Regions from separate parts of the Mus musculus genome. Here region 1 is linked to region 2. The links are chromatin contacts, found by Hi-C in ENCODE. All regions are on one chromosome and are shown on one strand. The core of a region is the stretch at or near the end of the contact, and the rest is flanking DNA. Distances in the headings are between cores, read along the strand shown. Region 1 holds the start of Trp73 (transformation related protein 73). Region 2 holds the start of Dffb (DNA fragmentation factor, beta subunit).

Evidence for each region. A loop is a pair of places that touch in the nucleus more often than their neighbours do.
Region 1: a loop to region 2 is called in a map of regulatory T cell, with 4 times the contacts of the local background. The contact joins the promoter of Trp73 here to the promoter of Dffb in region 2. A Hi-C loop is called at or near these places in 3 of 37 maps with a recorded cell type or tissue (T-helper 17 cell, adrenal gland and regulatory T cell).

Annotation. Positions count from the first base shown.
Region 1 is chr4:154,136,588-154,143,073 of GRCm38, reverse strand. It overlaps Trp73 (transformation related protein 73), which reads left to right and starts at 3,199. Exons shown (of 14, transcript NM_011642.4): 1 at 3,199-3,251. It overlaps Wrap73 (WD repeat containing, antisense to Trp73), which reads right to left and starts at 702. Exons shown (of 12, transcript NM_021499.2): 1 at 561-702. The coding sequence starts at 629.
Region 2 is chr4:153,969,604-153,976,334 of GRCm38, reverse strand. Dffb (DNA fragmentation factor, beta subunit) reads left to right here and starts at 1,254. Exons shown (of 7, transcript NM_007859.4): 1 at 1,254-1,468; 2 at 1,640-1,766; 3 at 3,367-3,555; 4 at 4,675-4,754; 5 at 6,224-6,394. The coding sequence starts at 1,346. Cep104 (centrosomal protein 104) reads right to left here and starts at 774. Exons shown (of 22, transcript NM_177673.2): 1 at 738-774.

The DNA.
Region 1 (6,486 bases), core at 1,950-4,449, 160 kb before region 2:
GTTATTTAAACCATTTGCTTATGACGAGTTTCACAAAGGAGGGCCCCGTTTAACCAGCTCGCTCACAGAAAACATACAAAATAGCAATGAGCTGCCATCCCCTGTGCCCTCAAATGTGTGAAAGCAGAGTCATCTTATCCAACTTTGATGAAGGGAAACTGGAGCCGGGAGCCTGGCACCCACCCAGCCCTGGCCACCTGCTCCAAGACCTCCTTCCTAACCCTGACCACCTGCCAGAATAGCAACCCCAACTCCATCCCCACTCTGCTCCACGTCCTCTTTCTCCACCCTGGTCACCTGCCAGGATCCCCCAGCCTGGCTGGCCTGGATCCCTCTTCGGCTTCAGGTTCGTTCTCTCTAATCATCTGGTTCTCCCTCATCTGGGCTGAAACCCCTCTGCCTGCCTCCCTCTCCCACCTCCCACCCCGCCCCCTAAGTCCAGCCTGAGTCCCCGCGGCCGCCCGGCTCGGGCCCCCTTCCCGCCCCCCTTCGGCCCGCCCCGGCCCCGTGCACAAGTCGCGCGCCCACACTTAGGTTCCGCCCAGCGCGCCGCAGCTCACCAGGTACTTGCCGTCCGGGGAGAACCTGCAGAGCAGGCCCGAGAGCTTGAATGACTCCGAGAAGTTCATGGCCACGGCCAGCCCGGGCCAGCCCGGCTCCGAAGTACCTCCCGCAACCGCCCCAGGCAGCGGCCGGAAGTACAGGGGCGGAAGCGAGCAGCAGCCAATGGGAGCCTCAAGCGGCCGCGCGGCATTGTGGGGCGGGAAGTCCGAGTTTGAGTCTTAAAGGGGCTGAGCGCCTTTGCGCTATAGCGGATCTCCCTGCAAATCCCGAAACGGAAGGCTGAATTCTGACTTCAGATAAATCACAAAATAAATATGTTCCCAAAAGTTACCCGGGGCATACTTAGACTAAAAGACTCCCTTATCTGAAATTCAGGTTGTAACTAGACCTCTGTACTTGTGAACATACATTTATTTACATGTAAATGCGTATTTATGTGTAAGTATATAGTCGTATTTCGATACACCTCTTTAGTAGATAACAAATTTTTTGTTACAGGAGCTGAGAGTGCGGTTCTATTGGCAAAATGATTGCTTAGCATATATGAAACCCAGGTTTTGGTCCGCAGCATCGCATAAACCCCGCACGATGGTTTGCATTAAAAAAAAAAAAAAAATCCTACACCTGAAACCAGAGACGCAGATGTTCAGGGCATCCTTCGCTACCTATAGAGTTGGAGGCTATGCAGGGCTGCGTGAGACCCTTTCTCAAACAGAACAAAGCAAAGTATTTTCCACGTATAAGTATAAATATAGGTTTGCTTTGAGGTTTTCCTGAGAGCGACCACCTGCAGCGTGACCTCGTGACGTTCAAGTGCTTCTCAGGTCTGTGGCGGAACGAATTCGAAGGCATGTGGATCTCGTGGGTCGCCTCACCTTTTTGGAGGTTCTAGTTAGAGTGTGGACTTGATTCAGAGGTGTGGCTCGGTACCCGGGACGGCAGCCTCGGTGGGCACGTAGAATACAGCACCAACTGGACTTCAGACCAGGATCGCTCCCCAAAGCGCTCTGCTCCCTCCCTCGCGCAGCACCCCGCGTCCTGTGCCCCACAAGGCTCCCCATTCCGGTGTCATTCGGGAGGTTGGATGTTCCTGTCTGCACCCAAAGCTTCAGAGGATCACTTAAGGCTCAGCCACTGCCTTTGGAGCTAAGTTCCGAATTCTGAAAGACCGGAATCTAGTATTGCTCGGTCCAGCTCATAGCTCCCAGTCTCTTCCGCACCGCTGCATCTAATTTCCACGAATGAATGAATGAATGAATGAATGAATGAATGAATGGCGGTGCTTGCACCATTCGGAGAGGATCTGCAGAGTGCGCGGCCAGCGTCCTGGCATTTTCTGTTCCCAACCAGTCCCAAACTCTTGCTTGGTATTCATCTTTGTCTCTAATCTGCAGCTCGCAAATAATTACTCCTCGTAGCTATTGGCCTAACACCAGGTCAGGCTTTCGAGTTCGAGAGAGATTCGGTCTGCTCCAACCCACCTCCCTTGCAACGCCACTAGCTGCACTAAAGCGACTTCCAGGGCATGTGGGAACACCTTGGGCAAGGACCACTCTGCAGTGCCACTAAGGGGTCCCACAAGGACCCAACTCCTTCTGTGCGCCAGACTACGGGTCTGCGTGGTAGATGAGGGCACCGGAGACCGCTCACTTGCCCAGAGGGGAGATGGCGGGTGGTGAAGAAGACTTCTTGAGCCAGAGAAGAGTCCCCTGACTAACTCCGAGCCGCTCTATGTGCACAGTTTGTGGGCATCCGTTGGGCATCGCCTAGCACACCAATCCAAGGAAAGACTCTGATACCCTGGGCTAGGAAACCCGGACTGCAGGCCGTGGCCCCCGGGGTGTGTAGGTATCAGGAGGCGCAACTTCTGGCTGGACTTTGAAGAGTCCAACCCAGAGGGTCTGCGCTCGACCCTCTTTCCAGGCGGGCTGTGGTCTCTGCCAGGCAAATCGAGGGGGGCTTCGAGCCGTTCTCAGAGACGGAACCCCGCTGGTGCTGGCCGAACGACAACGGTTCTCCTCCGGGGCTTTCAATGTTCAGTTTCAGTCGGTCCTCTCGGTTTTCTCAGGCCGGGGCGAGCCCTGGAAGAGGCGCAGCCACCCCGCTGAGGGCACTCCTGAGCCCCTGGGTTGCAGGCTTAGGACAGTAAGGGCAGCGAGGGGGATCGGGGTAGATGGGCATCTGGGGAGAAGGCGGAGGAGAGAGTCAGAGGGAGTACAGGGCGTCGGGCGCCCTGTGTCCACCCCCTCGGCGCCTGCGCACCCTTCCTGGCGCCCTGAGCCCCGCCAAAGGTCGCGGTCCGGTCCCGCTTCGACCAAGACTCCGGCTACCAGCTTGCGGGCCCCGCGGAGGAGGAGACCCCGCTGGGGCTAGCTGGGCGACGCGCGCCAAGCGGCGGCGGGAAGGAGGCGGGAGGAGCGGGGCCCAGACCCCGACTCGGGCAGAGCCAGCTGGGGAGGCGGGGCGCGCGTGGGAGCCAGGGGCCCGGGTGGCCGGCCCTCCTCCCGCCACGGCTGAGTGCCCGCGCTGCCTTCCCGCCGGTCCGCCAAGAAAGGCGCTAAGCCTGCGGCAGTCCCCTCGCCGCCGCCTCCCTGCTCCGCACCCTTATAACCCGCCGTCCCGCATCCAGGCGAGGAGGCAACGCTGCAGCCCAGCCCTCGCCGACGCCGACGCCCGGCCCGGAGCAGGTAGGCAGCTCTGGGACCCGAGCTAGGGCCAGGTATTTCGCACGAGGCTCCGAGGCTGGAGTTCGGGTGTGCGGCTGCCCGGGTGCTAGCCGAGTGAACGGCCCCAGGGACTCCGCGTCAGTGGCAGGAGGGGCCGGCCGGAGTGAGGCTAGGAGTAGAAGCAGTTGGCACCTCGGCAACCCATGGACCTGCCTCCTGCCCACACTGTCCACTACAGGTGGCAAGGAGTCGCCATACCCGGAGATTCTGGGGCTCGGGTCTGGTAATAGGGGAAGTTGGGAGGTGCGTGGGTATCCTACCTCACAAGGAATGCAAATCCCCACCTCTGTAAGGCAGAAGGCCTTTCAGGTCCCGCTATGGAAGCAGACTAAGAGAGAGGAAAGCCAACTAGAGCCCAACCTCTATGCTGGTCCCAAGGTGTGGGGTCCTGGTGGGTTACTGCTGTTCTGTGATGAGTTTACTGTGGTGCCTCACCAGCCTCCCTAGTCTTCCAGGTAGAGAACCCGGGCAGCCCACACTCTCTCCTGCTCCACTGGGCAGCTGTCACCTTCTCACTCTTGAGAGATGAGAACATCTGTAGGCACCTATCCACATACACACCCGTATGTGTGCGTGGGCGGGGGCGGGGGGGTGGTGGTGTCAGGAAAAAAGCTCTGACTTCTGAGCCCCAAGACACTTGGTTCCCTGTATGTGCTGAGGTCTGTTAATTAATTAAGTGGGCACTTGGGACCTGGGTCGTAACAATATTTGGGGGAAGGTTGTTGTTGTTTTTCTTCATTTAAAAGTTAAATTGTGTCTGTGTGAGTCGTGCACGGGTCAGAGGACATCTTTAGGAGTCGATTCCCATTTTCCATTTTATCAGTCTCAAAGATTTACTCAAGTGGCCAGGATAGGCAGCAAGCACCTCTACCTGCTGAGCTCCACTGCCTCGGATTGGTTTTCGTGGTCGTTGTTTGTGTTGCTGTTTAGCTCTAGAAAAAAAACTCAACAGAGACAAAATGTATCCTGAATCCTTGGTGTGTTGCAAACGCTGTCCCGGCCCCCCACCCGCCCCCATCCTTTGATTTATTCAATAAAAATGTAAAACATTACTTTGTGAACAAAAGATAAGTATTTAACATTTTCTCATCCATGACTGTATAGATTGTGTATGCAGTTTTGAAAATCAGGTAATCGGTTTCAAAGGTGTTGCATACCCACTAACTAGTCTTGAGCTACTGGCGGGCCTATGGGAGCCTGCCTATCAAGCACAGGTAACTAACGACAGGATGCTGAGCAATGTTGTCCTTCTAGCGATGGCTCTGTGGAACAGGCAGGGCTTGCCCATTCTGATGGCCACCCTGTGTGACAACATTCTGGATTAGAAGTCAGATGCTGAGTTCAAATACTCTCTGTGCCCTGGGACCTTGAGCAAGTTACTTAAATCCTCAGAACCTCAGTTTACCCATCTTCGAAATGGAGTCATAGCACTGCTTTTCTCAAAGAGCTTATAGAAACCTGGTCAGTATGCCTTTGTAAACAGAATGGAAACTGCCTGACCCTGGCTGAAGAAGGATATGAGTGAGATGCTTGTGTTCATAGAGGTAGAGTTATTTGTATAAGAAAGAAACTGGCTCGGGACCTGTGAGATGGCTCCTTGTAGAAGGGTGCTTGCTGCCAAGGGTGATCATCTGAGTTCCATCCATGGAATCCACAAGCTGGATTGTGGATCCACATTGTCTTCTGGCCATCACATGTGCACTGTGGCCCACGGGTGCACACATACATACAAATAGAAAAGTAACCAGGATGCTATATCCAAAGTCCTTGGACAAGTGCTGATACCAAGTGATCTTTTGAGTCCTAGATTTTGGCTCTGGGACTGGGTGGACCAAGAAAGAACTCAGAGAAGAAGGCCAGTTCCTAGGTTTTGGAGAGATCATGGCAGTAAGGCAGGAATTTGCCTGCGACCTGGGTGGAGGCTAGCAGCATCTGTCAGGAGTATGTCCTGTGATGAAGATGCTCCTGTTTCATGTTTATTTATAGAGTATGCCCAACCCAGGTCCTGGAATGGGCTTCTAGTGCTGACACATGCGAAGGAGAATAGCTAAAGTGGAGATGAAGAAGGGAGACAGGGATGAGGGCTAAAGGGAGCTTCATCACCCTGCTGATATCCAGGGATGCACCAACCCAAGGCTCCTAGCACTCCAAAGTTCTTGTCATTTTTGTCATTGCATTTTTAAAAAGTCCCATGTACATCTCAGTGAGAAACTATTTCTGTCACCAAATTCAAGGGTGATTTACCTCCCAGAAGCAAGCACACACACACACACAAAAAAAATTGCACTTGGTGAATGGTGTTGGGGCAGGGGGCGGAGAGAAATCCTCAAAACACTCTTCTGTGTTCCTTCTAAGAAGGAACTTTGAGGCAGCCTTTAGTTTTCGCAGAGGATACTTTTAAATGTTGCTGACAACAACTCTACTTATGAGTAACAGTGTGGCAGAGACTCCTGGAACCCAGATCATTCAATCTTGTTTCGGTTTGAATGTGCAGCAAAGAGTGTAACGGATACATTTAGTACAGCTACAGCCACCTTACAAACAGGCAAGGTCCTCTCTATGGGACCCAGCCTGCAGAACAACCCGTGGTCCATCTGCCTTTGTAGACTCTGACTCTCTCTGTCTCTCTCTCTGTCTCTCTCTCTGTCTCTCTCTCTCTGTCTCTCTCTCTCTGTCTCTCTCTCTGTCTCTCTCTCTGTCTCTGTCTCTCTCTCTCTCTCTCTCTCTCTCTCTCTCTCTCTCTCTCTCCACTTTATCTTTAAACCAGTTTGTTTTCCCTGAACTTGTTGCTCCACAGGGGAGGATCAAAGAGAAGGGATTGCTTGGCAAAACTATTGCTTATGAAGTATCTGCAGGAATTAGCACCCAGTGCACATACTGGCTGTGTGCTGGTATTAGGCTTAATAATTTAGGATTTTACCTTTGCTTGTAATTCTCCAACATCCCCTTGATGTAGGTTCTGTAATTATGCCCATTTTCAGATGAGGTCATGGAGGCTTTAGCATGTGATTCAAGGGGCCTGGAGTTGTGCCATCACAGTGTGGGATTTGAGATCTCAGATCTGACAAACAGTCCAGGGTATGGGCTTCTGGGTCGTTCTCGCCAGTGTAGCTAGTGCTGGATGTATAAATATAACCTATTAAACAGAGCCACAGGACCCTAGAACCCTTGCACAGGGCATTCTGTTGAGAGGACT
Region 2 (6,731 bases), core at 5-2,504:
CAGTGAGACAGTCTCAAAAAAAAAAAAAAAAAAACAAAAACCAAAAAACAAGCAAGCAAACAAACAAACAAACAAAAATCAGGTCTGTCTACCTCGTCTCTGTGGTGCATAGAACAGAATGTTAACAGCAGATACAAGTGTATGCCCAATAAAACTAAAACAAAGTACGGGTACTGAAGATCCCTGCAGGAGGGCTGTGGGGGCAGCGTGGCCAAAACACTGGGGCCTCAATAAGGACATCTACAAAATGTACATTTTCAGCCGATGCACTCACTGGAGCCCTTCCACCTCCTGTTCCTTCCCGCCTCACAAAGCCCACCACAGATCTGGATCTGTGCAATGCTGTGTTACTAGCTGGTTACCACAGGCGGCTGGTGTTCCAGCTGCCACTAGGGCAGCCACAGCCAGCAGTGTCAATTGACATTTACCCTAGCATTGCTTATAAACTAAGCCCCAACTCTTCTATTTTTGGTTATGAACTTACCCTGTCATCTTTCCAACCAGAAACCCGAACTCAATGTAGCAACTTCCAAACATTTTGTTACAAGGATATGAAAAGTGTTTCCAGTTTTCTTTTCAAGAAAACGTAAATGTTACAATATTAAGTAATGATCTGGGGCCAAGTAATTTTAAGGACTGAGAGTGCTTTAGAGAATCTTAACGCTTAAAAAGCACAACAAACCAAACCCAGCGAACAAACAAAACCCCCAAACGACACGGATCGAAGTGTAGCCTACCCGGAGCCAGAGCTACAGTCTTTAGTCTCGTGGCAACTGCTCCTGTTCAGTAACGCATGCAGACGAGGACAAGGCGGGGCTCGAATCCGATTCCGGACACGAAGGCTGAGATGCGCTGCAGGGAGGCCTGGAACAGGCACTGGCCGCGCAGTCCCTCCAAGGCCAGGTGTCAGGGAGCCTCCGCCCCGGGTGCCTGCCGAAGACCGAGGCCACGCAGGGTCACAGAGCGCCGCGGAAACGACCAGGCGGGGCCGCTGCGATGTCGGCCTCCGCTATCTTCGGAGGGGTCTCGGTCCAGCCGCCCCCACCCCGGGCCTCTGAGGAGGGCAGCAGAGGAGCAGCCCGGGCTGCCTCTGCCCAGGGCCCGGGCCGCAGCTGCGCTCCCATAGCAACCAGGCCGGCCCGCGCGGTACGCCTGCGCGTCCGCCCGCCGGCGCCTGCGTGCGCATCCAGGCCTCGAGGATTCTGGCTGGGGACAGGTCCTGCAGTCGGACGTTTCCGGTTGCACCTACCTACGTAGAGAAAAGAGTTCCGGGCCGCGTCTACGCACCACAGTTCCGGGCAGGAACGTTACAAGTCCAGTGTCGCTACGGTACCGCAGCCCTGCAATGTGCGCGGTGCTCCGCCAACCCAAATGCGTCAAGTTGCGAGCCCTACATAGCGCCTGCAAGTTCGGCGTGGCGGCCCGGAGCTGCCAGGAGCTGCTGCGTAAGGGCTGCGTCCGCTTCCAGGTGGGTCTTGCATTCCGGGCAAGCACTGCGCGGCGGGCACCTTGGCTTCCACCCCTACGATTTCCATCCTCTTGGGTGGGCTTGGACAGGCGCTAGGCTTCTACAGTACGCAGAGCTGGCTGTCTGGAAGCCAAGACTGTTGTGGGACAAGCTGATCTTCTTGTCCTCCAGCTCCCGATGCCCGGTTCCCGGCTGTGCCTGTACGAAGATGGCACGGAGGTGACGGACGACTGCTTCCCGGGCCTTCCCAACGACGCTGAGCTCCTATTGCTCACCGCTGGCGAGACCTGGCATGGCTGTGAGTAGGAACACTTTGGAGATGGGAGGGACCTACACGGTTTAAAGCCTCGTCGAGGGGCCCGGGCAGGAACCCAGAAGATCTGGTTAAAGGCTCTGAATGCCAAAAGCTTTTGCTGAAGAACTTTGATTTTAATTTTGAAACTGCCAAGGGCAAGGGAAGGATTGAGACTGGGGTCGGTGCTGCTGTGCTGTGCTGTGCTGTGCTGTGGTGTGCTGTGCTGTGCTGTGGTGTGCTGTGCTGTGCTGTGCTGTGCTGTGCTGTGCTGTGCTGTGGTGTGCTGTGCTGTGCTGTGGTGTGCTGTGCTGTGCTGTGCTGTGGTGTGCTGTGCTGTGCTGTGCTGTGCTGGGTTGGGCTGGGCTGGGCTGGGCAGGGCAGGGCAGGGCAGGGCAGGGCAGGGCAGGGCAGGGCAGGGCAGGGCAGGGCAGGTCTTGGTTCCATTCACTGTTGCTCCGGGCTGTACTTCGACCAGTGTGCTGAAATGCTCTCAGGTATCATGGTTTTCATTCAGGCTATTCTAGGTAGGTGTGATGACAGATCATTGTAGTCTTAATCCGAATTTCCCTGGTGGCTAATGGGATTGGGTATTATCTTCCTATTTACCACTTGAAGGCACTCTTCAGAGAAGCGATTCTTCGCGTTTTTTGTGTTTCTTAGTCGGATTTATAAAGCTGTTTAAATATTTAGCCCCCCCCCCCTCCAGAATATCTTGGTTATGACTTCGATGTAAGATAGTGTGGTTTTCAAATATCTCCCGCTGTGTAGCTTTTCACTGTCTTTATTGAAACTGAGCTCCAACCACATAGCTAACCGGCCTTGCTCTTTCCATGCTCTGTACTAGAGCAAAAGGTTCAGATTTGCAAGGGAAATGGGGAGGACAAGGCTACATGTGGCCGAGGCTGGTCTAAAACTTGTGATTCTCCTGCCTCTACTTCCCAACTGCTCACATTCCAAGCTCGTGCCCCCAAAACCAGCTTCCAGAGTTCTGACCTTGATAGATCCAGATGATCACTTCATGGTGCATTTGCTCCAGGAACCTCTTGTCAAGTTCTGGCTGTCTGAGGTTTCTTCCTGCAATTTCTGCATCCTTTGGTATCACAAGAACTTACTTCTTCAGCTTGTTAATAACACAGTGGATCTCACTGAGTTCTGAGTACAAACCAGACTTGCAACCTCATTTGGCTGTGGCCTGTGCTTTTTAAGTGTTACTGAATTCTGTTTGCTCCTGTTTGGTTAAGACCCTCTGTAGAATGCACTTGGTGTTTAGTTTGATGGGAAAGCTCACCATAGGCACTTGTGCAAAGACTCCAAGGAGAGGGCTTGGGAGGTCTGAAAATGGGGTCCTAAGGAGATGGCCAAAGGAGGTGACTTGGTATGGAGGAGAGAAGGACAAAAGACCAAGTGTGCTGCTTTTCTAGGATACTACAACCCTCGCCTGACAGAAGGTGGCCAGAGGAATTGTAGTATCACTGCAGTGGGGGGTGTCAGGTCAGGGAAAGGGTTGGTGACCCCAGAGTCCTGATGTCTGGCAGTCTTTGGGTTGAATTCTTGGAGCCAGAACAGCATGAATGTGTTTCTGTTTGTCTCCTGGTGGTGACAGATGTGAGTGACATCACACGTTTCCTCAGTGTGTTTAATGAGCCACATGCCGGCGTCATCCAGGCTGCACGGCAACTGCTGTCAGATGAGCAGGCCCCACTGAGGCAAAAGCTGCTGGCCGATCTTCTGCATCACGTGAGCCAGAATATTACTGCAGAGACCCGGGAGCAGGACCCATCCTGGTTTGAAGGTATGTGGCCTGGGATGACCATGGTGGCCAGGGTGTCTGGAGCAAACAGAGAAGAGCCTCTTTGGAGCAGAGAGGCTCAGGGAGATCTCTGTCTATTTCAGATCCCAATACTTCTCAACCAAGGGTGGACTGGCCTCTGGAGTGAGGGATAACAAAAGGTGTCCATGGGAAGGTATCCAGCCAGGACTCCTGGCTTGAGGCAGTGTCCTGGGCAGCCTGGAAATGCATGGAACTTAGAATTTACCACCTTACCATTTGAGAGAGAGGAGAGAGAGTTGGGGAAAAGGACAGAGAGAGAGAGGAGGAGGGAGAGGAGGGAGAGAGGAGAGAGAGAAGGAGAGGGAAAGAGGAGAGAGAGAAAGGGAGGGAGGGAGAGAGGGAGGGAGGGAGAGAGAGAGAGAGAGATTAACTGAGTAGCATTCTCAGGAATACCATTCATGTCCTTTAGACAGAATCTTGGGGCTGGAGAGATGGCTCAGTGGTTAAGAGGTCCTGAGTTCAAATCCCAGCAACCACATGGTGGCTCACAACCATCCGTAACGAAATCGGATGCCCTGTTCTGGTGTGTCAGAAGACAGCTACAGTGTATTTACATATAATAAATAAATAAATCTTAAAAAAAAAAAAAGAATCTCATTGGCTAGAGCCTATTGAATAGGCTAGACTGACTGGCCAGCAAACTTCTGGGATCTCTCCCATATACTTCATATCATCCCTAGGTGATTTAAGGTACCTGATGCAATGTAATCCTGGGAAAGTAGTAGTTGGCTGGTCTCTACGGAATAATGGCGAGAAACAACTGCCTAAGGAGATGGCTCAGCGGCAGTGCTTGCTGCTTAAGAACGATGATCCGAGTTTCGATCCTGAGCCCCCATGTGAAATCCAGGAGTGGTGGTACTTGTCTAACCTCAGTATTGGGGGACAGAGCCAGGCAGATACCTGGGGTTTCCTGGTTGGCCAGGAGAGCGCAAACAGTGAGCTCCAGGCTTAGTGGGGAGTCATAGAGAAAGACACCCAGTGGTGACCTCTGCCCTCTGCATGTGCATGCATGGGTACGATGCAAACCATGAAAGTGGCCGTAGTCTGCCTGTGGATTTCAGGGCGTCCTCCTTCTTGCAGGTTTGGAGTCGAGATTCAGGAATAAGTCGGGCTATCTGAGATACAGCTGTGAGAGTCGGATCCGGGGTTACCTAAGAGAGGTAAGGCCACATTCAGGTCATGCCGTGAGTGCTCAGCACAAGATGGGGACCCGTTGGTGGGGTTGTCACCCCTCTGCTGATGCATATCTGTAAGGTTGCTACTAAGTCAGCAGAAGGCACCTTAGAGAGGCAGGACCTTCCTGTCCCGTGCGTCTGGTCTCTTCTGCACTTTAGTCTCTGACCCCTTGTCCAGCAGGCATTAAAACCTTTCTGGGCTGTGTCCTTTGGTTAGGGTCAGAGGCCTCAGCCTTAGCTCTTCTGTTTGACAGAGATCCTGTTGTTTTAGAGTAACATCAGCTTGAGTCTTATGCAGAACTTAATGGCAACTGAGTTGTGATGTGAACTTAATTCTATTACGGATTTTTCCTGTGTCTCCTCCATTGTCCCGATGACATTGCCATAATTGGGCGGTAGTTTCCCCCCAGTACTCTCCTTCTTTTTCTCTGGGAACATTGCAGTCCTCTGACCTTGTAAAAGTGGGACACAGGACTGAAGATACTTGCTGTTTGGGGTGTTTTGTAGATTGGCTCTGAGTCACTGGGACTAGGTAGCAAGGTCTCAGCTCTTGAATAGATATAGCCAGTGGCTCCAGCACAGTTATGCCTGAACTCCAGGAGGACGCTGTCCTGGTGCCCTGAGCTCCAGGAGGAGGCTGTCCTGATGCCCTGATACTCTGCCTGGCTTCCTTTTAGTGAAGACATGGATGTTAGTGAGGTACAGAGTGTTAGGAGCCAATCTATAGTGCGTGGAACCTGCCCATTCTGGGGGTATGAGGCACCCATCACTGGGCAGTGGTTCACCAGGTGAGCTTTTAGGCCTTTCTGCACTGGGCTCCACATGACTCCCTTCATCTGGATAGGATGAGCAGTCTGGATGGTTTGGGGAAGCAGCTCAGCTCTTGGGGACCTTTTTTCCCTGCTCTTCTTGTAGGCAAATTTATCAACAGGAGCTTGGGTAGCTGCATAGTAGTTGGGCAGTGTCACAGGCTTAGGGCGTGCCCATCTGTCTGTCTTGTACACTATGCCATGCTTAAGCGAGCTTCTGCTGAAAGCAGACCCTTCGGCCGCGTCCTTCCTTCATGATCACGCCCCACCAAGTCTTCTGAGCTTGAACTAAGTGTTAGTGTCTGTGGGGAAACCTGACATGTGCATGTGTTCACAGAGCCCCCTGATGTATTGAAGCTTTCTCCATTTCCTATGGGTGTGGAGAACCTGCCTGACTAGCAGGCCTGATCCTGTTTCATGCCCCCAGCCTGATGGATTGCATCATTGTGTTGGTCCATCTCGTGAGGCCAGAATGCTTTTCCTAGGCAGTGACAGTTGTGCAGCGGTCAGACGCTCTCACTGTAGAACTGGGCTGGGGCAGGTTCCTGGCCACCAGTGCTTGGCGTGGGTTGGTAACCGAATGCAGGTGTTAGGGCATGGGCAGGGCATGTCTCAAGCTCGGTGATGCCTCTGGCTGTCTCACAGGTGAGCGCTTACACCTCTATGGTGGATGAAGCAGCTCAAGAAGAGTACCTGCGAGTCCTTGGCTCCATGTGCCAGAAGCTCAAATCGGTGCAGTACAATGGCAGCTATTTCGACAGAGGTGCAGAGGCCAGCAGCCGCCTCTGTACTCCAGAAGGATGGTTCTCCTGCCAGGTAAGCCTCTGCCTTTTGTTCTGGGGCCACTAAGAGTACTGCTGAGCATAGCCCTCCCTGGGGAGGAGGCAGCCGATGACCCAAGAGGGGATGGATGGTAGCGTATAATCGTTGGGGTGGCAGTGTACCGTACCATAGGAGCACAGGAGCATGCCGGGAATAGCAGGTCTGTCTGCTCCTATGTGGACCTGTAGAGGTTCCTAGAAATGGATAATGTCTCTAGTAACAGGGATGGAAATGCCTTTATCTTTTGGAAGCTCAGGATAAGATGAGGGATAATAAAATAGCAGGGGGCAGGTAGAATTCCAAGGACAGAGTAAAAAGATGTTTATGTGTT